2 separate regions of the Homo sapiens genome follow, and region 2 is linked to region 1. The links are chromatin loops, found by intact Hi-C in ENCODE. Cell type or tissue: PC-9. All regions are shown on one strand. Each heading gives the region's core, and the rest is flanking DNA. Links, peaks and the distances in the headings are about the cores only. Region 1 overlaps MTURN (maturin, neural progenitor differentiation regulator homolog). Region 2 overlaps GARS1-DT (GARS1 divergent transcript).

What was found. Peaks named below come from ENCODE experiments on the same cell type or tissue, not always from the same donor. Only the 100,000 strongest peaks of a DNase experiment are listed, where the experiment ranks them.
Region 2: a loop joins it to region 1, with 5 times the contacts of the local background. A loop is called at or near these places in 2 of 110 quality-filtered maps.

Annotation. Positions count from the first base shown.
Region 1 is chr7:30,157,043-30,172,093 of GRCh38, reverse strand. MTURN (maturin, neural progenitor differentiation regulator homolog) reads right to left here. Exons shown (of 3, transcript NM_152793.3): 3 at 9,332-14,656. The coding sequence ends at 14,546. It also overlaps the pseudogene RPS27P16. Among named protein-coding and RNA genes, the nearest start is that of MTURN, 30 kb to the right of the region's middle. RefSeq lists enhancers at 2,186-3,385, 2,708-3,533 and silencers at 8,586-8,645, 12,243-12,302. In PC-9, for the core only: CTCF peaks have their summits at 7,220 and 7,421 (motif pointing left); DNase peaks (open chromatin) are centred at 5,793, 7,413 and 9,173; H3K27ac peaks cover 1,227 bases.
Region 2 is chr7:30,542,683-30,557,733 of GRCh38, reverse strand. GARS1-DT (GARS1 divergent transcript) reads left to right here. Exons shown (of 7, transcript NR_038889.1): 6 at 5,555-5,634; 7 at 6,953-9,377. It also overlaps the pseudogene TRPC6P10. Among named protein-coding and RNA genes, the nearest start is that of GARS1-DT, 28 kb to the left of the region's middle. RefSeq lists an enhancer at 8,544-9,045. In PC-9, for the core only: CTCF peaks have their summits at 8,528 and 8,751 (motif pointing left); DNase peaks (open chromatin) are centred at 5,740, 6,483 and 8,793; H3K4me3 peaks cover 664 bases; H3K27ac peaks cover 2,118 bases.

The sequences.
Region 1 (15,051 bases), core at 3,461-11,460:
CTGCCCTACTCCTTTGGGGATCATGAAATCGTGGTGCCTGATGGCAGATGATGAGGATTCATCAAAGATTCTTAGATAGTGTTTGAAAAAAAGCCTCATCATTCCAGGCTTCCGGTGACTCAGAGCAGTGAGCAGGAGCCTGGATGTCCACAGTTCTAGATGTGAAAACCTAGGTGACTTCATTAAAGAAATGCCACCCCAAGCTCCCACCTCTGCCTGGGAGGCACATGGAGCATTTTTCTGCCCCTAGGCCACCCCACTGGAATGGGGCAGTTTCGGAATCTTCCCAGAGATGGTGCAGAGGCAGGCAGCCTTGGAAAAGCTACACCAGTGACCTGAAAGTGCTCTTGTGCCTGGGACAGCCTCTACCTTAGGTTGGAAAGCAGGCGGGGACACAGCACATGTTCTTGCCTTCCCACTAGAATAGTCTAGGGCTGTGTCTGCTTCATGACTTTCCAATTGGCTGATGACACTTTCTGGATGGTCATCTAGGGATCATGGGGTGGGGGCACAGAGACCTGTACCATCCACCCCCTCCAGTTCCTATTCCCTGATATACCTGAGAATCTCAGAGACTTACCAACCACATGCCCCAATGTTGGAGACCTGAGGTCCAGGGAAGGGGCACAGGAGCTTGCATTTCAGATGCTCTGACTTCCAGCACCTGCCACTCAACACATGAATGAGAGTGCACTGATCTGAGAGTGAAGCAGCCTTCCCATGTCCCCCCAGAGAAAGAGTAACACTGCCTTTCATCTCCCCATGACCCATGCATTCATTCATTCGACAAAGGTTTCTAGAAGGCCAGGACTGTGCTAAACACTGGGGATTCTGTGAAGAACAGGACAAACAGAGCTTTGCCTTCATTAGGTTTATGATCCAGTGGATGGACTGACAAGAAACAAGCAAACAAAGAAATGAGTACAGAATGGCCTATTTAGATAATGACATCTGCCTTCTTCTGAAGTGTAATCCTCAACTGGCCAACCTGATGGCATAATTATATCATGAGAGTGCAGCGAATTTCTGGGAGTCCTCTGATTCAGTCTAGGCTCACTGTTCCCTTTGCAATACTTTCATCTCCTTCCTGTTGGGGCCAATAGATGTACCAAGGGTAGTGTCGTCATTTTTCTACGCAATCAAGCATGCAGCCAAATACAACTTGGCCTCTGCTCATTCATATCCCCTAAATGTCACAGAAGCAATGTGACATCCTATGATGAGAGACCATGCTTTGGAGTCAGGCACAACTAGCTGCCCCCAGCTCTGTCACCATGTGAGCTTAGAAGAGAGACTTTTTTTTCCCCAAGTTTTGAGATGTTAATGGAGATCACTGTGGCATCTGTACAAGGATTTTATTTTTATAGAATGAGATGTGTTAGGATCAGGAAGGAATTTTGCCCAGCTCCTGGCACCCAGTCACGTTGTGATGAATCTTGGCTCCCTGTAGACATAGTGAATGACATGGTGAGCCTGGAGGCCGGCTCAACCCAGAGTTTCTTAAAGTGTGGTCCATGAACCACCTACATGAGGACGGCCTGACATATTTGTAAACTGTAAACCTGGAGTATTTGTAAACTTGCAGCTTCCTGTGTCCAGATTCTGTCTCCAGATTCTGGAGCGCAGCCCAAGAATCTGCATGTTTCACAGCACCAACCCTCCGCTCTGGCCCCACCACCAGGTGATTCTTAGGAGCCTTAAAGTTTGAAACTTGCTGGCTTGATTGGTGGGCCAGGCTTTTGTTACCCTGAGGGTCAAGAAATCACTTTTTAATGGTCAACCCTAAGCAAAAGAGCTTTCATAGGTGTAGAGAGTCACCTCACCCACAGCCTCCTCACCAAAGTACTTCTGTGTGGGAAGGGAGACTTTCGGGACTTTAGCATTCCTCTGCCCTGGCTAAATCCCCTCCACTCAGCACCTTAGGGCCACCCAAAGGAATTACCCACCCTATTTCAGGGGGATGGCAAGACCCAGCTAATGTTGTTTCTGGACATATTGGTATGTCAGGAGGTTGGATCTGCCAGGAGCTTCCTTACAGGAGGACCCAAGGAGCCTCAGTGGGCAGAGCTCATCCTAAGAAAAACATGTCAAGCTCACAAACTGGGTTCATGGGTGACAATGGCAAGGCTGGATGAAAAGGAGATTCTGGCTCTGTTACTCAGAGCAATGTCCAACTGTTTGGACTCATGCCCCTTCGGTGAGTGGCTGGAATGAAAGATGAATAAAAATGGAGAGAGCTGTCACTGGGGCATCACTCATTGCTCATTGGTGTGGCACTCTCTGTGGTCACTGGCAACAGCACCCTGGACCACACACCCAGGTCCTCACTGCCTCATGCTGGCAGCCTCAGGGTAAACACTGGTGGGTAGTGGCAGGAAAGTGGGCTCCTCTGGTGGGTGACCTTGTGCCCCTCTGTGGGCTCTGGCAAACCCACTGCCATTATGGGGTTCTGCAGCATCAGAAGAGAGGCTGTGCACTAAAGCCAGGGAGAACACCCGGTGCCACAGAAGATGAACTTGGGAAGCACACGAGTCAGCCCCCTAGGACCACCTCCCGGAATATTTGGGAGGAATACGAGAAGGGCTGGGAATCCCCAAAGTACGCGTTACAGTCACAGAAATGTGAATTTGTGAGTTGATGTCACTCTCTTCTTACCCCCAGGCTGGTGTGGTTTCGGGAAGATGGATGATATCAGCAAATGTTCTGAGGTTGGGAAACAGGATTAGTCACCCGGCCCAAGAGGATGAATTCCCTAGTTTCTGTCTCCTTGGTGACATCACTGCTCCAAAGCGTACCATAAGATGGTGCCGGATGAAAAGTTCTATTTCTAGAGTTCTCATAAAAGTGCCATTATTTTGTTGATGGATTAAGAGGCCAAGGTCACTGTATTTCCCAGGAGCTTCCCTGTCCACTCCACATATGGAATGCTCTTCCTCAGCAGTGGGCAGGCAGGACTGTCCTCCAGGGAGACAAACTCCTAGCGGCAAGCAGCATACCCGGCTCGGTGTTTTACTTTTATCAAAATCCTGTCTGTAGTCACCAACACTAGCTTTCAGATTGAATTTTTCAAGAGCATGTGGCCAATTGTGTCTGTGTTCTTCCACAGTTTAGAGGTATGGGGTCAAATTAGGGTTTGAAAAGCACCCCAGGGAATATTCTTTCATGTGCTAAGCAAAGGCTTGGCCAGAGTTCTGAAGAGCCGAAACCCTGCGAATGGATTTGATGAGTTCATTAGCATCGAGCGAGATGACAGTTTTGGCTTGCTTCTGAATGACAGGTTTTTTTCAAAAGCTTGTGAGGTGAACATGGAGAAGATGCTTCCTACCCACCAGGGAGGCACTGGTTTGTGCTTCCAGAATCAAATCACTATCTCACTTAGCCTTGCTTGTAACCAATTACAGGAGCTATTTGGGAGCTGGCCAGGGTCGGAAACAGAGTCTTTGAAGGAAGGGGATATCAAGAGAGATCAGGATAACTTTAGCTGTACCATGAAGCATAACCCACTCCTCAGCCAAACCACCAGTTTTAGCCTGGGGATGCGAGATAGGCAGGAGAGTAGCAGACGATGGGAGAAAGCAGATCGGATCATGGCCCTTGTGAGGGTTTTGGTCAACTTTACATATACAGGACCAAAAGTAAGCGTGGCAAAGAATGGCTAAGCCATCTTCCACTGAGAAAACTTGGCCAGGTGAGCAACGTATGCTTCTACCCAAGTAAACTGGTTTGCCCGAGGCCCCTGGAGTGAAATCTCCACAAAACACCAAAGAAACAATCCATGTGCGTTGAGATGACTTCATTCATCCCTTTCCCTTTTTTGACTCCCTCTTCCTCACTCTCCCACACATCATCCTAACAGGAGGAAGGAAAAGGACTGCTTAAGCATCCAGGGTTCTCTCCAGCCAGAGCTGCCATGGAAAGCCAGCTGGCAAACAATGCGGGCTCAACAAGAGTCATTTTTCAGATGGGGATTTTTCTCTGAGTACAGTTTGAAAACTAAGGCCACTTGGAAATATGAAGGGCATGTTTTGTATTTCCCAGAATGTGTGTATGGGGATGGTATCTCATTCTTCTTCCCTTAGAGTGCTTTCTGTGCTGCTTCCTCCTACAGGAACGTCCTTCTGTGGGTCTTGCTTTTCCTCCTGTGCGCTGGCAGAGAGAGGATGGTGGCGCGGCCAACACACGTTTGTGACTGAAGACCATGGTGATTTTGTAGCATCCTGGGTATTTCACATCCATGAAGTAGGAACGGAGGCTCTGCCCTGGGTGCTGCTGCTTGGGTCTCCTTTTCTGGAGAGGGATGAAGACCTCGGCGAGAGGCATGTTCTTGTGGGGAGGTCATCGCTGCTGGGAAGGAGAGGACATGCTTCTTGTCTAGTAAAGGCCTTGATGACACCCCATATTAAATTCAGGGAATGAACCTCTTTATTACAAAGTGCTCCACATCAGGCAAGGTGGGAGAGGAGAGAAGGGGGGGAGCGTGGGGTCCGGTGGGACAGACAGACCCGGGCCAGCTCTCCCAGATGCATCTGATGAGGTGAAAGCATCCACCCAGAGTGGCATCACCCAGAGTGAGACTTGAGGGGGGACTGTACATTTCATGTCCTTTCCCGTTACTGGATTTACATTTCTGACTTTAGGGAATACTGAAGTAAAATTTTTAAATTCTGACTTTCCAGATCCATTCCAAAGTTGATTCTGCACAACAGTTTGTAGTTTTTTTTAGCCTCTTGTAGCCCCAGGCTCAAAATGCCCCCTAACATTCCTGAGTAGAAGAAACTAAACATCTAAATGACCAAAGTCATGCAGGAAGGCACGCATCAGATCCAGAAACCCAACATGCATTTACACATGACACTGCCTCCTCCTCTTTTCAAACCTGTGCAGCTCTATGCTCCTTATTTTTGTATTTCCAAAGGTTTGTTTTTGACTCACCTTTCCTGCGTTCCTTTCTCTCATCCGTGCATCATTTGGAAAACACAAAAGTGCTGCTCCTGAGGTTTAGCACCTTCTCCCTGTAGCCACTCACCAGCAAGCCCACTCTCCCATGGCAGGACCTGGAGCCTGTCATTCGGGAACCATGTGATAGCACTCAGAATCTTAGAAGCAAGAACAGCAGATTTGGAGTGCCTGCATTTCTTATGGGATACTGATCTGGCCAGCTTTTCTTTCCCATAGGAATGGAGAAAATCGTGGCAGAGATGATCCAAACAACCCGATGAGCTCAAAAGTGAATTGTGTTTGCCTTTGAAATGGGGTCTCAGATTTGCACTTATTCCTTCTGCACAATAGCACGACAGTCATCCAGCAGTGGCGGTGGTATTGAGGGTGTTTGTGCACGCTGCCTCTGCGTGGAGCAGGAAGGCAGGCTAGAAATGTATTTGGATGGCTGAGGGGTAGGGCCACAGACTGGAACCCTTGGTGTGGGATGGTGACTCAATGGCATGTTACCACACATCAGCAGACGAAGAGAGCTTTCTTCTTGCTCCCAGGCCTCCTCTTGACTAGACAATGCATTTCTGCTGCTGGTTGCTTCAAGGTAACTCTGAGTAAAAGCCCTTTCGCTATGAGGAGGGAGACACTTAGAGGAGTCTGTAACACCCTTGTAAAGAGCTCCTCAGGGAACAAGGTCTAGAAAGAAGGGTACAGAATGGAAAGCCAATTGGTTGTTTCCCCAGCCCTGCCCCCATCTGAGGATCCTGTTTTATAAACTTGTCGCCCCGGTTCTTCCAGTCACTTTCAAAAATCTTTGTAAGTACATGGATACCAGAAAAAAAATGTGTCTGCTATTATCCTAAACCACCCTGCGCGGCCAACCTGCCCACAGGCAAGGCAAATAGCTAGGGAAATGCTCTCTTCACTCCATCTGTTCCCAGGCAACCATGGATATTAGCAGCATGCACTGCGTGAAGTATACGGGCAGGCAGGGCCTCTGTGCTGTGGTGTGAAAAAAAATCATAGATTTCAGTAAATGTAAGACCAACACCCACGACATTCATTATTCAGCAGAGTAGTTAAGAGTTCTGAAACCAAACTGCCTGGGTCCAAATCCCAGCTCTGGCACTTACTAGCTGTGTGATCTTGTGAGAGTTACTTAGATTCTCTGTGCCTCAGTTTCCTCATCTGTAAAAAGAGAATATCAACCATAATATCTACCTTGTAGGATTGTTGGAGGGATTAAATGAGTTAAAAGAAACTTAGTACAGTGTGTGGCACTTAGCAAGGACTACATAAAAGTTTGTTACAAAAAAATTTTTATATGTAATAGCACACACAGGTGGGGCATATTTACTCAGCACTGTTGGCTTCATGACAAAACAACTGAAAAGTCATCAGAATCAGACTGTTCCATACTTGCAAAGAATACAGCCCATACTCACGAGGATCCAAACTCAGCATTTTGAAATCTAATAGTACTAGTGAAATCGCTGTTATGCCACTAAGTGCTAAGATGTTAAGACTGGGCTTCCATCGTGCCTGTGACATATTTGTTGTCCTTTCCACCAATGTATCTTCTCAGTGAGTGAAAGAACCTCAGGGTCCAAGGCTCATCTAATCACCCAGCAGAGTAATTGTCAATACTATTTGTGTTATGGGTCAAGCCTTCCTTAGTAGACAGGAACAGTAAACCCTGAACAGAAGGGGCAAGGGAAAGAGAAGGGAGGAAAGCCTTTGTATTGTTTCCCCTTCCTGTTCCTTGTTGGGCCAAAATGAAACCCCGGGGCAACACCAGGAGCCTCTGTGGCCTCCCAAGGCTGCCTGTCGTTTTGGACTTGAATTCCGGTGGTCTATGAAGCCTGTGGCCATCACTGCACAGTGCTCTTGGGTCTTGTACTTCGGGGATCCACAGGTATGTCTGCAAGTTTTTAGGGGCTCCCAACTATCTCAGTTCTGGCCAGACCTCCTGAAGATGCTCAAATCCTCCCCCAGCCCACCCCTGATCTGTGCAGGCTTCAGGGAGCCAGATATGGATTCTAGGTAGAAACCTGTGTTCCCTGATGTTCCACTGGAAGTTGCAGAGTTTAACAGGCTACGGGCTAACAAATATTTTGAAAGGCCTTGGAACACCCAGCATCCTCCCACCTTGCTCCAAGCAAAATGCAATGTGCCTTCCATCTCATCTTCGGCATTTCCCCAGCCCTTCTCAGCATGAGCTAAATGGCACACTTCATCGACCGGTCAATAAGTCATGTTTATCGAACTGACAGTGTGTGACGCAGGGGTGTGGGAGCTGCAAAGATGGGTGAGCAGGGAAAAAAACAACCCAGTCAAATGTTAGGGTTTATGTATAAAGAAGGCGGCTCTTCACTTCTCTTTCCCCAGCCTGGACATTCACCAACCCTCCTTTCCAAAAGCTCCACAAGGAGATGGGCATCATGATCACCCTGAACTCAAAAGCCCTTTCTTTATGTGGTGCTGACCTCTAGAGGCTTCTAATTAAAAAGCATCCGAAAGGGCCAACTTAATTTTACTGCTGGTTTTTACACTGTACATTGTTGCCCTATTTCCCAACAAAATAAGGATAAAATATGTTACTTTAAATGATCCCTAAAAAAATGCCTACCTTGTTCCTTGACTGCCTAATTAAAACTTGCCCAGATCATTACAAATGCCATTGTTTACTCCAAAAAGGAAAAAAGGAGGGTTAGAGATAGGGAAAGTACTTCAGTTTTTTGTTTTTTTTTTTTTTGCCTATTGTGGTCCTAAGAGGAAAGCACAGTGCCAGCTTTTTCAGGATGCATTTCTTGAGTTTCCAAAGGGCCAAGTCTGCTAAACAGAGACAGGAATGTTCATTCACTCTGATTTGGCAGGGCACAGGGCAAAACCACCCTGACACTCAGGTACACGGACAGCAAGTCCACTTTGTCCAGCCCCGGCGTGGCGTCCAAATGCTGGGTGGTGGGTCTGGTTCTGTTTATTTTGTTGTCCTTCAACCCAAACCTGTACACAAAGAACTCTATGACAATGGAGGATCCCACTCGGCCCAACTTCACTATGGAAACGAGGCTCATTTCTAAAGGGAGTGAGACTGTTGATTACATCCCTAAGCTGAACACCCCAATTTTACTTTGTTGTAGTTCTGACTCCTTATTACTTTCACGAAGGGAAGGAAGGTGTGGAAAGGCAGGAGAAAACACGCAGGGACATAAGCATTTGGGCTAACACACAGCCACGATATCAACTGGCGTCTTCAATTCTAAAAGGGATCCTAGGGGAAAGAGCTTCAGAATCCCAGGACAGTTTTGCCAATCCTGGCCGCCCCACCCTGGTTCTGTGAGTGTTTCCATTACAACTGTGCTTCATGTCCTCTCTACCGACTCCTGACTCCCCTAGACAAGTCAGGGCTAGTGCCCAAAGGGAACTCGGGGACAAGTCTCCCACTCTTTATTTTTACAGATGAGGAAACAAAGCCGGAAGTCGGTGGGGTGGGGAGGGGACATGCCTAGGGCCACAGTCAGCCCAGGAGGAGTCTGGGCTAGAACCTCTTGCCCTCAGCCACTGATTTCAGAATGATTACACGGGGGAAATGTGGGTATTTTTAACACCAGTGCCCGCACTTAAAGGGGCCAACCTGCATTTTATAAACTCTATCTGTGAGACGGATACAATAACTGTAACAAAGGAAGTCCATAAGTAAGACTTCGCCTGCCCCCGCTGCTGCACCACGAGCAGGGTTGGGACTGCTGACACAGAGCTCACCACTTGAGTACAATCTCTAACAGCCACATCGAAAACAAAGGACCACACACTATCTAACATACACACAAGCCTTTATGCTGTGCCTGTAAAGCAAAACTCAAATCTAATCGAATCTAATGGGTCTCTCTATGGAGACCCATTCATTTGGAGAAAGAAACTGGCTCTTAATCAAATAACAGAACTTACCATCAACTTCCAGATGAGTTATTTAAATGCCATGTTTGGTGAATAAATAACCGGGAGGAAGGTGGTGGAGACATGGTGTCATGTCATAGAATGACCACAGAATACAGATTTCTAATTAATGCCAAAAAGAATTCCTAAGTAGGCTAGAAAAAATAGGGTTCTCAAACACAAAACTAAAGTATTGGTTCAAAGAAGTAGAAAATTACTAACTACCAGTTATAGCATCACAATAGACATATGAATGCATCACACAGAAATGATTAATCTTTGAACAATGGCAGTGTTTCATGTTACCAGCTCCTCCCTCTCTTCCCCCAGCCTCCTCACAAACAGCAACCACACAGCGAGCTGCCGGTCCTTTACTCTTTGCTCTTCATTTATAAGCCACATTAGGTGTCCTTTGGGACCAAACATTGTGGAGGCAGAAAAAAAGAGGCAAACACCACCAGAGTTTGAAAGGCTCTTTAATAGCAAGCGAATGGTAATTACATGGTCGGATGAGGTCCTCACTCTCAGGGGAGGGAGGAGGGAGCAGAGGTGGACAGGGTGCAGTATAGGATTTACACTGTTTGAAGCATCTAACGAAGGGCAACAGTTTTTGGCAACCCAATTCACAGTTTTGTAATTTACAAGAGATTTCTTTGAAAGGAAATAGGAAGGCAAAGAAAGCACACATACCCTACCGGCAACACTTCTTGCCTAAAAAAAAAAAAAAACAACAACCAAAAAACAAAAACCCAACAACTATTCCTTGCTTTTGCTTCTTGTGTAGATGACTAAATTTTGCTCTCATGCTCAAATTAAGACTGGATCACGGATAGTGAAGATCTGCCCTAGCATTGAAGATTTACTTCCTCCTCTTCAGAGCTGACATTTGTACTGCGCACTACTCTTATCTTTATCTGCCTAGGTGTCAGAAGGGGCTTAGTAAAAAATGAAACTTGAGAAACAAAACAAAACAGAAAAACAGGGAAAGGCAGTTTACAAAGAACAGACTGTCAGCTTTCTGTCTGGTATCAAACAACTTGAATACAGCTCTAAGTAAATTAAAACATTTATTTTTATGTGGCCTGGCATCTACTTTTAATCGCTTGTGCCTATTCAGCCTTATAGTGCTTTAAATGGGGTTTCTAACATGAAATGCTCATGGGTACTATATTTTCGTAATCCAGATTTAAATAAAAATATAAAAGACAACATATTATGTTAAATAATATGTTGTCTTTTATATTTGCCCAGTGAGCAGAAGCTATAGATATTTTACCATGGACACCCATTGCCATGGACACCACAGGCTACCAGCATTCTGGCAGGTTTCAGAATTACTCTCTATAAAATCTAAAAGACTTCAGCTTCTTGTGTCATACCTGTTATCACTAAACTGGGAGAAGTGACTGGGTCTTTATGAAAAAGGATCAGTTTTTAATTCAAAGAAATTTTAGGCTTCTCCGAAGACTGGGTGATCAGCAATGGCATCTCTTTGGAGCTAACACCCACTGCAGGGGAGAGGGGTCTGTGATCGCTTAAGCATTAATTGTGCTCTTTCTACAACCTTGAAGCACAGTGAGGAGGTTGGCCCTGCCCTCTGGCCTGAGGGGGCACTCCTGCTTCCTCCCCGCTGCCAAGGACACCCAAGTTTGCTTTGTGATTTACCTGCCGGGTGCCTGGAGCCCCTCTCAGATCTGCCTGCATTTGGGAAAGACAGGCTTCTCAGGCTGGCAGCTGGTTTTACTGAAGGAAAGAGCCCTACCAGATGAGCAGGGTTCCTGTTGGTCTCCTTGGCTGGGGGGCACTTTTAAAGTGGCAAAGCCATGCCAACACAAGGCATTGCCTCTCAACATACAGTCAGTTCCTTTGAGGAAAGCAGGCCCCCAGTGAGACAGCCGTGAAAATGAAAACAGTTTTCCTGGGGCTCAGGTGGTAACTGTCAGACCCCAACTCTCCCATTCTCCCTTATTCATCTCCTCCCACCCCAAGTTAAGTCCTGCCTATTCCTTCATGCCTCTCTGTAAGAAATCAGATCTGTTCATACCAGTTTCCCAACTTGTGAATTTTAACATGCAAAGCCTATTCCTAAAATATAAATTCCAATGACACTTGGGACCACAGCTCCCCTAGGTCCATGTACATTGTGCTCTTATGAAACAGAAACAATATTCAGAAATATATTGTGCTAGAGACGGTTTCTGTTTATACATGAAAGATGACAGCAACTATAAAGGAGAGAGGTTTTCGTTGAAGTACACTGGAAATCTAATTCTGGCACCAGGACACAAGGAGGATCCCTACATAAGAGACTTTTCCATTGCACCATGTGCTGCTTTGGGCCTGGGAGACAGGAGTGGACACCTGAGTGCAGGTGAATCCACAGTGGTGACAGGCACTACACGGGGCCTCACCTCCCTCCCTGGCTCCGTACTTCACTCTGATTCCTTGACGTCTGCTCGATATGGTGATCAGGCTGCGGAAACCAGGCGGCCATAAGAACAATGTCTCTAGGATTCACTCAAACCCAGGATCACGGTTTTGTAATGTTATCAAGGCATGATTTTGGATTTCAGAGCTGGCCCAGTGAACAACAAGCAATCAAGCATTCCTTTCTCTTTCTTTCTCTCTCTCACATATACACACACACTCTTTCTCTCTCACGTTACTTTCACTGTCACTTTCTCTCTACTGGATAACAGGCCAAAAGTACTGGCACTCATCTTTCACTTTCTTCCAGCTATTCTTCCTACACATCTCTCACTCTCAGGTAAGTTAAACATACACCACTTCCAAAGCCCCAGTCTGCCACAGCACAAAGAAAAGCCATGTCTCCACAGGCAGAGCATGTACAGCTGAGATAAGTCCTCTGGGGCCTCACCTTTCCCTTTCCTCTAAGGAAGAGAATTTCATCTGCCCCATGAGATCGAGCCCTCAGGGGCTTGGGCACTCACAGATCAACATGTTCTAAGGTAGTGCAGGGGTCAGCATCCTAAAGGCAGCACCTTGGCAAGATCCCACATGTATTTTCTTCTCGAATCCCTAAAAGTTTCCTTGACTGTTGCTCCTTACTCACACACACACATAAGGCAGGCACAGAAGGGCAGTGTTTACAGCTGGAAGGGCAAATGCCCCTTGTTCACAGACCAGTTAGACTTGTCAAGGTCACACAGTCCTTGGCCGACTTGAACTAGAACCCAGGTGTCTCTCCTGCGTCCAAGGTCAACACTCCTCCTCCCACACCGCTGCCACCTCCTGGTGAGTAAATGTGTAAGTCTGTGAAGGGTCAGGGATGTGTTTCACCATGGAACCATTTCCATAACAGAAACCACAGGCTGCCAGGCTCACTGACTGCAGCTTTGCACCATGCACAGCCCTGCTTAGAGCAGCCACAGCGCAGGAAGAAGTGAGTGTGTGGGCAAGTGTGTGAGCACGAGAAGGGATGTGCACACATTCAGAAAAAGGAAGTCTTAGAAGAAACAATTCGATCTGCTAATGCTGTTTGGGATTTTGCTATGGAGATTAAGTAACATACAGACATGTTCTCTGTTTCCTACCCCTGGTGCAAAACAAAGCCCAGAATTCTCATCAGCCCACAGAATGGCCGAGTCTATCTATCTCCACTCAATTTTTATAAACAGAGAACATTAACATGATAATACCAACATGTATTTGGTCAAAGTCTAAACACTTTTTTGATAAAATACATTTTATGTTAATGTCCATTCCATTTCCAAACATACATAAATTTAGATTTTAAGCTTCAACGTATAAAATTTCAGTTTACCTTCCAATGGAGCAAGCTAGTGAAGCTTCCTCATTTCACTTGCAGAAGTCATTCTTGCGGCTTACTGCATTAAAGTGGAGGTTACGAAACCTGGGCGACACCTGTGTAATATACAGCTCACAATCACCTTTGCTCATGAATGGAGCCAATCAGAACACAGGCAGGGCTGCAAAGGGCAGTATATGCTCACCCCAATGGATGAAACACTAAGTTGTGTTTTACTAATAGGCTACTTGGAAGGAAATTCATTTTACTTGAAATTAACCTTTAGTATGACTTTTCAAGAAAAGAACACAAAGTGGGTACTGAAGCACAGATGGAAATCACTGTCCTATTATTTTACCCGATGACTTAAAACTGGAGTACGCTGTTTTACCACGAGCAGCCGAACTCCTCACAGCACCAATCAATTAAACAGAAAATGTCGAGACAATCAGGTTTACACCGACATGCCTGGAAGATATACAAGACTCCCATAAGTTCTGTGGCCTCTGCTGCTACTGCTTGTTTTTAATTCAAAACTTTCACAACCTAACAGGCACATGTGTGACTGTTTAAACGTACCCACCCCAGATGCTAGGTTTAATCTAGTGTTGTAAAGGAGGCATTCCGCATCCTAGGTTAACTAAAACCAGGGATGCAGAAGGGTCCAGGAATAATTCCATGTTAGCATTACAAAGGATGTCCCCAGTAAGTAATTGTTGGCTAAACGATAACAGCAGTATTTCCAGTTATTACAGAAGTTGTTTCTGTGAGTTGTCTGAGTATCTTGATTATTAAAACGTTCCCTGTTAACCAAGCTAACCCACGATTAAAAGATTCCTACCTTCGTGTCCCTTTACAAATACACCACAATTAAGTCCCTCGAAACATGTGATTAAATTTTTAAATAAATTACACAATGGAATCCTTTTTTTGACTTTTTTTTTTTAAATAAAAGACTTAAAAAGTAAAGAAGGATTCTACCATATTTTTAAAAACTTTTAATCCTGGTTTACTTTTCTAACAAATTTATCTATGGCTTCAAAGTTTAAGCGGCACTTGAATTCTGGATGTTTTCATGATTTAACAAGCGGCCATCTCATTAGAAAGAGAGAAGGTAAAATGTTTCATTTTATACGTGGGACGGCTTATAAACAGCTTTAAAAATCAATACATTATATCTTTCACCCCATCTATATTTTCCACTATAGACTTCAAAAGTGGCTTTGGAATTAGCATGTTTTGAAACAGTCGAACAAGCAAGTAACATTTACACCTAACCACGAACCAGTCGCTACATACCCAGGTAACTCAGTAATGGCAAAACACTTAAAGGCTTCTGGGCCTCTCTTACCCTCTTAGTCCAAAGCTAAGTGATTATCCTTTCCTGCCCTTGTATTTGCACTTGTGCAGTTTAATGACTAGATATTAAAATTCATGCTTTATAAGCAAAACCTTTCACTTACGGACACTTAAAAAGTACATAAAAAGTGCAGACTGCATTTCTTCTCTGCCATGCTTTCCCTCAGTAAGGTCACCTGTGAGGACTCAAAACCTATCCTTAATACATTCAGAGTTCTCTACATTCGAGTCAGCGAATGTTAATTCTCCAACATAAACTTAAGAGAATAGTCAGCCACAAAATGGACTCTAAATTCAAAATGGCAAAGGCTACCAAGACAACTCCATAGAAACCCCACTGAAGCGGGAGTGAAATTCAGGTCACTTCTGAGCAAAGCTCATCACAGATATTTTGTGGTCGTTAAAAAGGTATTTCATTTTAATTTGGATGCTGGGAGCCAGATGTCCTATTTCGAAGTGCTAATGCAAAATGCTAACCCAGGAGGGGCAGTGACCCCACCTAGGTTACTGTGGGGCTCACTCTCCTTCTCAGGGGAGCCCCCAGATTTACTGCTGGCTGACCCCCATCTGGGGGTGGTCCGCCTCTGGCTCCTCTTCTTCCACGTCAGCACTGTACTCTTCAAACGCATCGTCATCTGCATCCGGAAGCCCCAGTAACTACAGGGAGAGAACAAGAGAAAAGCAGCTGTGAGCGCCAAATGGCCCACAGGCAGGAAGACAACCAAAGGCATCGGATCCACATTAAAGAGTACTTAACCCAGCAGCTGCAGACTTCCCCGTCAACCACCCCTACAATGATTTTCATAAACTTGTTAGACGGAAATGTCAATCTTTCAATGGATTAGTGCCCAAAGGGCTAGGTTTTACTGGGGAGCCTGGAGAGTCTCTATTTTTAAGTATCAAAATGTGGCACCACATATGCACAGAGAGCTAGCTATGTGCCCACACACACATCTGGGATGTCAGCAGTCGTATGAAATGAACTGTGCTCACTGTCCCACCAAGATGTCAAAAACTGATTCTGTATTTTCTGTCCTAAAAACACACGGTGC
Region 2 (15,051 bases), core at 4,412-12,411, 380 kb before region 1:
CTGCAGTATTCTTCATCTCCCATCCATTGCTCATACAACAATCTAGGGGCATATTCCGTTTTTCTCTATTTCCCTTGTCCCATTTTTGAGTTGCACTATTTCCTTATCATCTCTTATCAGCTGAAGCTCATTCTCTAGTATACCGTCAGAAAACTTTTTATTTTTTGCAAGGGGCCAGATAGTAAATATGTTCAGTTTTGCAGGCATGCAATCTCTGCCACAGCTCTACCATTGTAGAGTATAAGCAGCCATAGACAATATGTAAACAAATGGGTATGGCTGTCTTCCAATAAAACTTTATTTGCAAAAACAGGTGGTGGGCCAGATTTGGCCTATAGGCTAAAGCCCTGTCTTAGAGTAGCAGCAGATAAGGAGACAGAAAAACTGTACAGGAGGTGAGAGAAAACTGGCAGGAGAGCTAGGGGGATATTGACAAAAGAGGAGCCCTTTAAATCTTCCAGGGGTAGAAAAAATGAAATTCTTTGATGTTACTCAATAGTTTACCTGCTCGGAAGGAGGAAAAGTGTCTCTTCCATCTCAGAGTTGGCTCAGCATCCATCCTGCTGGATTCTGCAGATCCTGCTGGCCAGATGCCACAGTGTGGTCAGCTGAAAGTGATTTGCTCATCCTGAAAACAGCAGGTATAGAAAGCGCTCTTTCAGCGCCATGGCAACCAGATCGTGTTTTTCTAAAAAAGGATCAGATCAGCGGGTGTGTCCCTCCAGGCATTGATCCATTAATATGCACTGAGCTCATTTCAGAGCCAGGCCCTGGGCTGAGTGCTTGGAATACAAAGATGCAAAAGGCTAAGTCCTTGTTTTTAAGGAGCTCATAGACTGGAGGAGGAGGCAGACATTTACAGTAAACAGTGTAATCACACGTCATCAAAGGAAGGGACACACAAAGGGCTGGGTGGGGAGCATCTCCTCCTCTTTGGGAGAAACTGACCTGGAGACCTAAGGTTGAGCTGAATTTTGGAGAATCAGTCAGAGTTGGTCAAGAGGACAAACTGGGATGGGTCAAGGAAAATGGAGAAGCTTGAGAGCTGTGGCAGCTCCGTGAAATGGCAAGTATGGCCAGAGGATGGCATCTCCAGGGTGCCGGAGATGGCCATGGAGAGGCACCGAGGCCAGGCCATGCCGGGCCTCTGCTGCCTCTGCTGTCACCAAGGTCAACCACAACCTAGTGCCCAAGCCAGTGGCATTTTCCAGCCTACTTTTACTCATCCCTTCTTTTAGAAAATGCTGCCTTGACAGTCTGATTTTCATGGTATCATGATCCGCTATCTCCTGATGTGTCCTCTGTACATCCAGCTGCTCTTTCTCACTCTCTTATTTGTGCTCTCACTTCCTTAAATTTTAACCTTCTTCTCGTGCTGCACTTTCTCCAGGTATATGAGAAACCTCTCCATTTTTCACTTTCATCTGTATTGCTCTTTGCCTGTTGGCCTCAATTTCTCCCACCACAAGATGAGCCCCTAAACGTATCTAAGAATGTGGCCTCAAGAACCCCAGTGTGGCAATCCCAGTGAAAAGCCTTTTCCCAGTACTCATCTTTCCATCCTGGGGAAGGCATGGGATTGCTTTTGGTTGGTTGTGTACCTACCCTGGCACACAGCACTATTATCAGAGTGATGGGCCAATACAATATATGGTGAGGGAAATGAGGTTCCATGATTGGCCCCATCAGTCACAAGGATGGAAAGGCAGTTTCCTAAGACAGATGTATCAGGCAGGAGAGAGGAGCTATACAATGTCAACAGGGAAAGTGTAATATAAATAATCATGAACTAATAATAGAGGGTTAGCCACTAAGGGATAAAAAGAAGTCTAAAGGTTACAGAAACAGGTGAATGGATAAACAAAATGAAATGTTATTCTGCCATAAAATGGAATGAAATTCTGATACATGCTACCCCATGGATAAACCTTGAAGACATTATGCAAAATGAAATAAGCCAGACTCAAAAGGGCAAATATTATATGGTGCCACTTATACAATGTACCATGAATAGTCAATCCATAAAGACAGAAAGCGGAATGGAGGTTTTCAGGAGCTGGAGGAAGGGGAGAATGGGAAGTTATTGTTTAATGGGTGATACGGTTTGGCTCTGGGTCCCCACCCAAATCTCATCTCAAATTGTAATCCCATGTCAAGGGAGGGACCTGGTGGGAGATGATTGGATCATGGAGGTGATTCTTGTGATAGTGAGTGAGTTCTCATGAGATTCGATGGTTTAAAAGTATGTGGCTCCCTTCTGTCTCTCTTTTTCTCTCTCTCCTGCCACTTTGTGAAGAGATCTGCCTTGCTTACCTTCACCTTCCACCATGAGAGTGTTTCCCAAGGCTTCCCCAGGCACACAGAATTGTGAATCAATCAAACCTCTTTTCTTCATAAATTACCCAGTCTCAGGTAGTATCTTTATAGCAGCGTGAGAACAGACTATTACAATGGGTATAGAGTTTCACCTTGGACTGATAGAAAAGTTTTGGAAATAGATAGTGGTGATGGCTGCAAAACATTGTGAATGTATCTAATGTCACTGAATTGTACACTTAAAAGTGGTTAAAATGATAAATGTTATGTATGTTTTACCACAAAAAAAAAAAAAATACAGGCCAGCCTGGCCAACATGGTGAAACCCTGTCTCTACTAAAAATACAAAAATGAGCTGGGTGTGGTGGCACATGCCTGTGATCCCAGCTACTCTGGAGGCTGAGGCAGGAAAATCGCTTGAACCTGAGAGGTGGAGGTTGGAGTGAGCCGAGATCGTGCCACTGCACCCCAGCCTGGGCAATAGAGTGAGATTCCATCTCAAAAACAACAAACAAACAAACAAACAAAGAAAAAACAGGAATCGTGGATATAGGGGCAGGCACTAGGTCTAGGGCTGAAGCAGAGAACCCAAGGAAGGAACCAACTTGGAAAAAGGTCTCCGCAGGAATGAGACTCAGATGCCATTGGAGATGGTGTGGCTAGAGCCCGCAGGATGGCAGAGAAGTTTGTTGTAGTGCTTGAGGCCGGGCTGGCATGCAAGAAACCCATGCACCGGTGGGGGCAGCAGGGTGGGGGCTGACAACACTCACTGAGAAGCTGCCCTCTGAGGTGCAGGCATTCACTAGGACTTCACCCGTGGTATGTTACTGAAACTCCGGGGAGCCAACTGCTGGAGCATTTATGAGACACACTATGCCACCATCCGGGGCTTCAGCAGCGTTTGGTGAAAACCTGCCTGTGGGGTTGCTGTTGAATTTGCTGGAGAGCTGACTGAGGTGCTAGCAGAACTCCTCAGGAAATCACCAGGAGGAGCATCCCTGGGTGCCCCATGCACCAGTCAAGAGCAGGAGCAAGAGGAAAGGAAGGTAGCCTCTTCTTCCTGCAGTGTCTCTCCAGAGCCCTCCATTGACAGCACTTAATATCGTGCTAGCAGGCAAAGAAATGTTTACAGGATTCATCTCCAGTATCACAAAGGAGGATAACGAAGAGTGGATTTGGAATTCAGAGGCTCTAAAGTGATAACTGTCACAGCCCACCCCTTTGGCTACTCAGTTTCCATATGCACCCTCCTACACATACCTGAACTTCTATATGACAACGAACAAAATACAGCTATCCTTCTTACCAGGGAAAATATTCCTACCCTTTCTCCCAAATGAGAAGATACTCGTGCCAACAACAATTTTATCTATCTCTGGCTATATTCATTACTCGAATTTGATCACAGTCCCTCTAAATATTCTGTTACCAAAAGACCAAATTGTAAAGCTAACCTCCAACAACTTGTATATAAACTGATAAAGGGAAGAAGGAGAGAGAGATAAAATGGATGGCATTTTCCCATCACCCATCTATCAGTGGGAAAGAACTCTGGGGAAGTGCTCTTGAGGAAGTATCTTTGGGAAGAATCCCTGATTGGCCCTACTTGGGTCATGTGTGTTGGAATCTGTGAAAGTCGGGAATTTTGCCCATCTTACAAGCTAGTAAGCCTGTTATGGTTTCATGGATGCTGGCAGATGACATGAGACTGGATCAGAGACAAAGGACTACACTACTCATGGCAGAACAAGTTGCACGAGGTTTGTGTTAGTTAGCATTGGTTTTCCTTGTCCCCAAGTCCCACAGGGGTGATGTGGAGGGGCCCAGGTGGTTACTGTACACGCAGTGTGTTTGTACTGCAGCTAAGGAACACTGAGCTTGGGAACATACAATTTAATAGTAAGTGGTGAGCAAGTCTGCCCTTTGTCTGGGGCAGGGGGATATTGCTTTGTCAAGGCTGTCTACTGCAAACACAACCCTGAGAAATATCCCAAGCAAGGAACAGTCAGGACCTTGCATTCTTGTCATCCCCAGCAAGAGCATGCAGAGACAATCAGAGCCTGTGGCAAATTGCCTGTCACAAAAATCCACCACAAGGCCTGACAGATCCTTGGCCAAATTCACATTTTCCCATGAGTATGCTACCTCATCAGCTGCTCTGATTAGTCTGACCAACAGAGGGACCAAATCTGTTTAATTTGATTCCTATCACATTTAAAATTAAGGCTGCTATTGACAGGACTTCAAGCAATACAGTGCAGCAAGTCTGCCATATTGATCTCACCCATGTCCCCAGGGTCCCGGGCTCAACCAACTGTCTAAAAGTTCTGGGGGCAAGGGAGACCAGTCATTCCTATTTCAGATAGCTAGGATAAAATCTAATATCAGTCTAGTATTCATTATGACCCACTCATGGGAGTTTAGATTCACTGATATCATTGCCAGTGACTACAGGAGGCAATGTAGGGAGCAAAGACCCTCATCCCTGATGGAAGGACATTCATGGCCTCTCCCTTTCAAAGAGACAATCCAAAGGGGAGCAGGTCACTCTAGTTTGGAATTTGTTGTTAAATTTGATTTGAATCATCATTGCATTGGTTTGGTTAGGTAAGATGGTTAAATTTTACGTGTCAACTTGGCTGGGTCATGAGACTAAGATATTTGGTCAAACATTACTCTGGATGTTTCTGTGAGGGTGTTTTTGGATGAGATTAACATTTAAATCATTGGACTTTGAGTAAAGCAGATGACTCTACCTAATGTGGATGGTCCTCAACCAATCAATTGGAGGCCTAAATAGAACAAAAGACTGACCTCTTCCAGGCAAGAAGGAATTCTGCCAGCACATGAACTTTGCACTTGAACTGAAACAGTGGCTCTCCTGGGTCTCCAGCCTGCCAGCCCCCACCCTGCAGATTTTGGACTTGCCAGCCTCCATAATCATGGCAGCCCATTCCTTAAAATAAATCTCACTCTCTCTCTTCCTCTAGAATATACATACATATATATATATATATACACACACACACGCACACACATATAATATTATATATATTTTATATGCACACACAAAATAACAGATAGATAGATATCGTATTAGTTCTGTTTTTTTGGAGAACCCTGACTAGTCCTAGTTGCCTTTCTTTTCTTTTTCCACTTTTCTTCTGAGCTCATGTTCCACCTTCTGATATCTTAACATCATTTCCCTGAGCTCACTTTATCCTTTTCCTTCTTAAAGGCGACCATTTCATTAAGTTTTTAAGTGCCTGGTAATTGCTTGGTTATGACCGGTGTCTGCTCCATGGCAGCCTCTTCCTGGTGAGTATTCCACATCTGCCATTGGTTTTTCCTATCCCTTTCCTACATTTGCAGAGATCCTGCATGTCTTCCTTTTTGATGACTCATCTTTGAACAAGTGGAATTTTTTTTTTTTTTTTTTTTTGAGACGGAGTCTCACTCTGTCGCCAGGCAGGAGTGCAGTGGCGCAATCTTGGTGCACTGCAACCTCCGCCTCCCGGGTTCCAGTGATTCTCCTGCCTCAGCCTCCCAAGTAGCTGGGACTACAGGTGCCCGCCACCATGCCCAGCTAATTTTTTGTATTTTTAGTAGAGACGGGGTTTCACCATGTTGGCCAGGATGGTCTTGATCTCTTGACCTCGTGATCCACCTGCCTCAGCCTCCCAAAGTGCTGGGATTACAGGCGTGAGCCACCACACCCGGCCAAACAAGTGGAATTTTTCCTGGACCAGCTCTTTGCTGGTCATGTGGGAGGAGTTGGGGCTGTGTTCCAAGTCAGCTGGAATTTTTCTTATAACCCAGGATTTTACATGTGAGCTTGATCAGCCTTTACTTCTCAGCTTAAGCAGGTCTGGGCATGTTTGGCAACCTGGCCTGCATAATGAAGATTTCCATAATTTGGTGTTCATCTATTTATTCAGTTTTTGCCCGAATGATGAAGGAGGAAGTTTACATCTTGCTCCCTGGGGACAGGCAGAGACAGTGTGTGCACTTCCATCCTACAGGGACCAGATCTGAACAGTCTGGAGAGAGGAGCTGTGGTGGCAGCAGACAGATCTCTGCTTCAGGGGCCAGGTGTCTAGGTGAGACGCCACAGCGCGGCAGAGAGAACAGAGGCTTCTCTGCATGCCTGCCAGGGAATTGGCACCATGTCAACAGAAATCTTAGGTTACAGGAACAGGAACCAGCCCTGACTGACGTGTGCAAGCCCGGAGCTTTCCTTTCTCCTTGCACTTCCCACATGTTCCCCACATAACCAGCAACCACAGAGCCACCCCCTGCCACCCAACAACTCCCTCCTGAGCTAGAAACTTGTAAGACTCAGCTAGGAGTCTGAATGGTTGGATATCTAAAGCAAAGAATAATCTAGTTTGTAACATGGGACCAAAGGAAGAACTGAATATCCACAATCTGTGTAAAAAGAGGCCACTTTGGAGATTTCTATGCCTCTCAGGGGCTCTATCTCAGGATGGCTCAGCTGTAATTATCTTTGGATTCCCATACAGATCCAACTTCCCTGGAAAGAGAAAGTCTCATGTTTGTTAATAATATGAGGAAAGAATTAAAATATATCAGCTGCTATGGGCTAATGTCATTTATTTTGACTTTTCTTTTGTAGAAGAAATGCTGAGGCAGTGTCACGCTGGTGTCTGTCCTCCTTACAGAATGCCTGAACAGTTCCATTGACTCAAAGTGAAGATCAAAAGAACCAAATGACAGCAATAGCCAAGTGTAATCATCAGTAACCCTGTGTTCTATCCACAGGTAAAAAACAATCATCCTCTTCATTATGGGTTTCAATTTTAAATGTAATACATTTTTAGAAATGCCTATTTCCTTTTATAATCTCTTTATATAATCTAGGTTATTCTGGCTCTTAGGTCTTCATTTAGCTACTGAAAAGATTTGATCTCAAATCAATGATCTAACCACCCATGACCATCTCCCACCTCTCTCCCCGTACACCCCCCAGCATGAATTCTGGGAACTCAGGTAAAATGCTTTCTGGAAACCTGCCTGTATTAGTCTGTTGTCAAGCTGCTAATAAACACATACCCGAAACTGGGTAGTTTATAAAGGAAAGAGGTTTCCTTTATAGTTCCACATGGCTTGGGAGGCCTCACAATCATGGTGGAAGGCGAATGAGAAGCAAAGTCACATCTTGCATGGCAGCAGGGAAGAGAGAGTTTGTGTAGGGGAACACCCCTTTAAAAAACCATCAGATCTTGTGACACTCATTCACTGTCACGAGAACAGCACGGGAAAGACCCGCCCCCATGATTCAATTACCTCCCATGACACAAGGGAAGTATAGGAGCTACAATTCACAATGAGATCTGGGTGGGGACACAGACAAACCATGTCACCGCCTAAAACCAACTCAATAGTCTAAGGAATTTGACTGGGGAGAATCTGGAGAGGATTTAATTAATTTGGCAAAAGGATTAGCAATTGAATCTAAGTGAGAAAAGAGAATTCTTGGAGGAAAAAAAGATGTTTAGTTACACTGAGAAATTAAAACCTGAAGTAATTGCCTTTGAGATTTTTTTCAGGAAATGAGTATTGATTGCCTACTGTGTGTCAAATTATGTGTTTCATGTCAAAGACTCCAAAGTAGATAAGATATAGGCCCAGCCTTGGGGAGCTCATTGAGTCACAGAGAAAGTTTGAATGTTTCAGAGGAATCATCAAGAACAGGGGATCAGCAATCTATTATATTTTAATTGCGTCTTTTCATGATTATAAAAGCAATGCATGCGTGCTGAAGAGAATTTGGAAAAACAAAGAAGAAATTAAAAATCGTCTCTGATCCTGCCACCAGAAATAACCACTGTTAGCAATTGTATCACTTCTGTAGGTCTACATGGTTATCATAATAAGCTCTAGTATTGATTACATGCATCTCATGTACCAGAGATTATGCTAGACTCTCATTTAATCTGTACATTAGCCCTATGAAGTAGGGACCATCATTCTCCTCATTTTACAGATGAGGAAACAGAGGCTTGGAGAGGTTACTCTGCCTAAAGTCTCATAGCTAGCGAGTGGCAGAGATTGGACTCACCCAAGCTTTGTCTTATTCTCAAGCTCTCAACCAACCCGGTGGTGAGAAGAGCCAGCAGCAAAGCCTGTCATCTTTGTCTTCTTTTTTTTTCTAACCTCAAATCAGGGAGAAAATGCCCTTTGTCATTAGAAGGGCAAGGCAATTCTGAAGACAGCCCAGTTGGCTTGTCTCCGATTTGGCTTTCAGGGGCCTGTCTGATACCTATGGAGAGACGAGGGCTGAACAAGCTGTACTCTCAAAACAAAACAAAGCAAAACAAAACTTTAGTCTCTTTAGGGACTCTCTGATAGTAATGCAGAGGGAGAAAGGCTTTCTTTGTCTCACTGGGAGGAAGGTTCCCTACGGAAATTGAAGGCAGTGCCTGTTGACATAGCGCTGCCACCTGGTGGAAATAATGGTGTAGGACATCATGTCCAGCACCACTAGCGCTGAGACACTCCCTGGGAAGAGAAATGTTTGGAGAGAAATTTGCAAGAAGTTGGAAGTCTCGCAGTAGCAGGTAGGAACAAGAATTATAACTGCTACTGTGACCCCCTAAGGCTCCTCACATCCTCTTAAGGCTTGGAGAAACTCACACTATGTATATTTTCCTGTATTTTTGAAAAATGTTTTCCTTTATGCTTTGTTGTAATGAAATTACCTCTGATGGTCACATACCTTAAATATTTAGTATATATATGAATACTAAATGTCCATTTTCAGGAGTTAGTTTACCTGCATCTAAAATCAGGAATAGGTCACAGAGTAACTGAGCAAAAAGTGCTGTTAGGTTTGTGCATTTCACCCTTTGCCTGGGATGAGAGGACCTCAATCATCTTGGTACTAATGACAGGAAAAGTGCCCTCCTATCCATGTGTATCGGCTACGTGACTCAAGTCTCCTTATTTCCTTTTCTAGCATAACAAGGGGTTGTTACTGTTGTTTTACATCTGTGTTAATGAGATAAATAAGTTTAAAATAAAAAGATGTGTACCAGGCAGATGGAAAGGTGAACCATGAAGTTTTTGCCATCTGGATCTTCTGTCAAAGACAGATGAAAAATTCTGCCCAGGGTGTATGCTGAAGAACACAAATACTTAATCTGGAGTTCAAGTATGGGCTTCAAGGAGTCTATACACCCCTGAAATTTTGGGACAGATGGAATGTGTCTGAAGTATATTCATTTTTCTGGGAGGAAGCTCCAGAGTTTTCATCAGCTTCTGAAAATAGTGCATGCCCAAAGAGAAGGTTCAAAATCATTGCCTGGGGCCTTTCAGAGGGTCCTTCTAATCATGGTGTTCCCTAATGTTAATCAACACCACAAGCACTATTATTATTAAAAGTAATTGGGTCAGGTGTGGTGGCTCATGCCTATAATCCCAGTACTTTGGAAAGCTGAGGGAGGTGGATTGGTTGAGTCCAGGAATTCCAGACCAGCCTGGCCAACATTAGCTGGGTGTGAAGGCACACATCTATAGTCCCAGCTACTCAGGAGGCTGAGGTGGGAGTATCTTCTGAGCCCAGGAGGTGGAGGCTGCAGTGAGTTGAGATCATGCCTCTGGCACTCCAGCCTGGGCAACAGAGCAGGACCCTGTTTCAATAATGATAATAGTAATCATCATCATCATCATCATGATGTCGCAAGCTGATTTGAAATAACTTATTTTTATATAAGCACTTGGATTTACATAGGCTTGACTGAGGAATTACACTAGTGATTAAGGGTTCAACCTGGACACTGGTAAGGTAGACCAAGCCACATGAACCCCTGCCATTGGCAGGCCAGCAGCCAGTCCATCCTTCCTCCTTTGGACCCGTGGACTGTACTCAAAATCAGTAGAGGCTCTGTCAGAAGGTCCTGGGAAACAAGACCTGTCCATGGTTTCTTTACCTGAAAGTAAAAATGTTTGATGATATAATTTTTAAGTTCCTTTGAATCATTAAAGCTCACTGATTTAGGAGAATGGCTTTTACAATTTTTCAGCTTTAAACTCCCTCCTAAGTTTCTGAAGATCCTCTTGGGCCACTTCATGGATCTGATTTAAATCTAAAGTCCTAGGGGTTTCAAGGAGCACAGTTTGGAATCTACCATCCCGGGACATTCATTATATTAGTCTGTTTTCATGCTGCTGATAAAGACATACCCAAGACTGGGCAATTTACAAAAGAAAGAGATTTAATTGGACTTACAGTCCCACGTGTTGTTCCCTTTTTGCTGACATTACCCTGTCTGAAGTCCTCTACCCAGGGAAGCCACAAGGCACTGTTCTGGGTGGAGGTGGGTGTGGTGTCCACTGCGCCATACCCACCAGGACCTGAGGTGGAAGCTGGCCAGACACTGGTGCTCTGCTGGCATTTGGGCTGCAGATTTGGGGCAGGTAATGGGCATGGAGAGAACAGAGCCAAAAGCAGCACAGGAAGATGTGGCCATTCTGGTCTGAGAGAGGCATGGGAAATGACGGTTGGTGGCAGAAGCGTTTTCTAAACTTAGGCTCGTGAACAGCTTTCAAGTCCAGCTCTTGTCCAGATGTTGTCTTATACCACATGCTCATGGCAACCAGACCACCTCTGATTTTTTTGCAACCAGGTGCCTAACACAGCACATCAGTCAGGATCTGGCAGGAAGCAGGTGACATTCACACAAGGTAACTGACGAAAGCTGCTTTTGTTTTTTGCTTTTGGAGGAAGATGTTGAGAACACCTCCATTTATTAAATTAGCTATAGTAAGTGTAGTTTACATATTAAGGAGAGATTAATGATAGGATTTATACAGATGTGACAGGTTTAGGGAATGACCCCACTCAGCTGTCCCCCTTTCTATGAGACCATGCCTCTGCCTTCTCCCAACTCCATTCCAGCCCAGATGGCCTTCCTTTGTCCTTCTGTGGGGTGGAGATGGGAATGGTTCTCAGTTCCAGCTAGAATCAATTCAACTGGGGAAGCTTCAAAATACGTCAGTGCCTGGGCCCCGCCCCCAGCATTTCTAATTTAATGGGGCTCAGGTGGGGCCTGGGCAGTGGTGCTGTGTAAAAGCTCTCAGTTGATTCCAACACGCCCAGACCAATTCATTGACACTCTCTGGGGTAGAGGGCCTGGGCACTGGTACTTTTTCAAATTTCTCCAGTGCAGCCAGAACCAAGAAGCTCTGTTTTCTTTCCAAATCTATTGTCTGTTGGGGTGATCAGACCCAACACCAGGTCATGGGGGTGACAAAGTCTGGTGGAGTCAAAGGATTGAGAAATAGGTTTGAAAGAGAAAGGTGGGACACCAGGGGGCCATCGCCATTGTGGAGGCTGTGAAGGCCCTGAGCTCTGGGAGCCCATGCTATTTATTGGCAGTCCAACAAAGAAACATGTGGTGAGAATGTGGAGGTCAAAAGGACATGTTGCATTAAGCACATGATTTACAGCTGTGATGGTTTAGCGTTTATATGGAACATGTTTTGCTACTTGAGATAATGGGAGTAGGAGCCTAGGAAGGCTAGAAGCAAGGAGCCAGCAAGGCTAGACACATTCCAGAGGACATTATGTCAGATATGCAAGCCCTGCCTCAGTTTCTCCCAACACTCAGCTTTTTCCTAACATGCCCCCCTTCTCTTTTTTGTAAAAGAGAAAGTATTATTACTAGCTATCATTAGCAAGGTGATTGCAGGCTGTGCAGCCCTTAATTGCCGGTTGGTGATCCAGCTTCATTTTTCTTAGCCCTTATTCAAACCGGAGTCACTCTGGTTTGAGTGCTTCCCACATATCTCCGCTTTCCCTTTTACAGGACCCTTAATCCTAGGGGTTGCAGAAGGATGAAGGTCCATCTTCTGTAACTTCTTCATGCTGAATAGGGGTGATGATACTCCTGCCTAACTATTAGGGTTTCTGTATTCAGGGTAGAGAGGAGCTCAGCCAGAAAGCATTGGTCTGTTAAGCATCAAGACTCCGGTCGGTCCTCGTTCCATCTTCTCATTCAGATTCAGCTGGCTCATGGCTCGTACTGGGGAACCCAGTCCATGCTTAGGATCCATGGGTCCCTCCAGTCTCCCATTCCATGGTCGTACACGTCTTGAGGGCATCCACATGGTTCGTTCATCTCCTGCAAAAACACAAGCATACCCTCACCCCCACATTAGTAAATCTACTGAAACAGAAGCAAAAACTGTTGTGGCTGTAGCTGGGAGGCCACTGATATTGAGAAACAGGCCCTTCCAACAGAAGGCACCAGGAAAGCAAATCAAGGCTTAAAAGCAATCCTTAAACCTTCAATTTGCACTGTACAGGTGGGTCCACTAGATGCTGTGGCTCATGACAGATCTTCAGATGTTTGGTGAGGACCCACACAGGCACCTGATCATCACCTGGAGAGACACAAACAAATCCTCTTCCTCATATTAAAGAATGGAATTCTTGTGCATCAGCAAAGACCACAGACACCAATGCATCTGCCCTTTAAGTTTAAAGGACCAAAGAGTCCTATTGGAGAAAAAAGAAAAAGCATTTTTATCCTTACCTTCCCCCGCTCTATTCCTTTTATATTTGCCCTTTGAGCCATAGCTAATTTCCATAATTCAGAATGTTCTCGTCTGTCCCTGCAAATCTCTGCTAGTCTTTGCTAGCCTCTACTTTTGTACCTCTTTAGGGCACTGACCTTATATTGCTAGTCTTTGCTTTTGTACCTCTTTAGGGCACTGATTTTATATTGCTAGTCTTCATCTATCCCTATCTGTCCCTGTGGTACCTGTGAGTTCCTGCAAGTCTCTGTCTCTATCTCTATCTCTATTTATCTCTATCTATCTATATCTCTATCTATCTCTATCTCTATTTATCTCTATATTTATCTCCTTTAGCTGTACTTACTTATCTCTACTTAGACTTACTTATCTCTACTTACTTACTTGTCTCTACTTATCTCTACTTACTTATCTCTGCATCTTTCCTGGAAACCTTTTCTATGACCCTGAGTAGAGCTCAGAAATCCACCCTTTAAGCTTCACCAAGAGAAAAACAGGGACACTGGACCCTGCACCAGATTGAAGGGAACAGGAAGTGCTCTCCCCGCCCCAAAGCAGGAAAACAAGAGTTTGGCCCTTGCAAATTTCCACTCCACATCAGCGTCATCCTCAATTTCCTGGAACATTATAGCAATGAATTTGTGGTTATAGCTGATGACCACTGATTTCACTTCAGAAAGTCCAAATATAGCCCAGAACAGTGTCTTAAAACTCTGTTGTGAAGGCTTCATTTTGTTTTGCACCAATGTAGTAGGAGTAGACGTTGAACATTCCCATCATAAAGGCCACAAATACCACAATGAACACATTCCTTGTGTGCTGATTAAATCGTTTTTCTGTAGCAGAGGTAGGTTAACCATGAAACTGAAGCGTGATGACTTCACTTGCCCTATGCAAAGCAGCCCATGATTTATTTTTTCTGGGGACTACTGACAACCAGTCCTGTGTGTCAACCGGTAAGCATCCAACAGCAGGTCTACTGTACAAATAGGTCTTTTGTCAGACACTTGATTAACCCAATATATAGCCTTTCCTGTTGGATTAGTGCTACCAAAGCCTCCAGTTCTTTTCACTGTACTGCTTCCCAGCTTTATGTCAACAACTGAGCAATTCTTTCTCCTAGGGAAGCAGACCACGGAGTTGAAGAACTAATAACTAATTGAATTTCTCCAGTATAATCAGAACCAATCATTCCCATATGCACAGTTACATCTCTAGGTCTTTCTTTTTATTATTATTATACTTTAAGTTCTAGGGTGCATGTGCACAACGTGCAGGTTTGTTACGTATGTATACATGTGCCATGTGGGTGTGCTGCACCCATTAACTCGTCATTTACATTAGGTATATCTCCTAATGCTATCTCTCTCCGCTCCCGCCACCCCACTACAGGCCCCAGTGTGTGATGTTCCACTTCCTGTGTCCAAGTGTTCTCATTGTTCAATTCCCACCTATGAGTGAGAACATGCGTGTTTGGTTTTCTGTCCTTGCGATAGTTTGCTGAGAATGATGGTTTCCAGCTTCATCCATGTCCCTACAAAGGACATAAACTTATCCCTTTTTATGGCTGCATAGTATTCCATGGTGTATATGTGCCACATTTTCTTAATCCAGTCTATCATTGATGGACATTTGGGTTGGTTCCAAGTATTTGCTATTGTGAATAGTGCCACAATAAACATAAGTGTGCATGTGTCTTTACAGCAGCATGATTTATAATCCCTTGGTTATATACCCAGTAATGGGATGGCTGGGTCAAATGGTATTTCTAGCTCTAGATCCTTGAGGAATTGCCACACTGTCTTCCACAATGGTTGAACTAGTTTACAGTCCCACCAACAGTGTAATAAAAGTGTTCCTATTTCTCCACATCCTCTCCAGCACCTGTTGTTTCCTGACTTTTTAATGATCGCCATTCTAACTGGTGTGAGATGGTATCTCATTGTGGTTTGGATTTGCATTTGTCTGATGGCCAGCGATGATGAGCATTTTTTCATGTGTCTGTTGGCTGCGTAAATGTCTTCTTTTGAGAGGTGTCCATTCATATCCTTTGCCCACTTTTTGATGGGGTTGTTTGATTTTTTTCTTGTAAATTTTGTTTAAGTTCTTTGTAGATTCTGGATATTAGCCCTTTGTCAGATGGGTAGATTGTAAAGATTTTCTCCCACTCTGTAG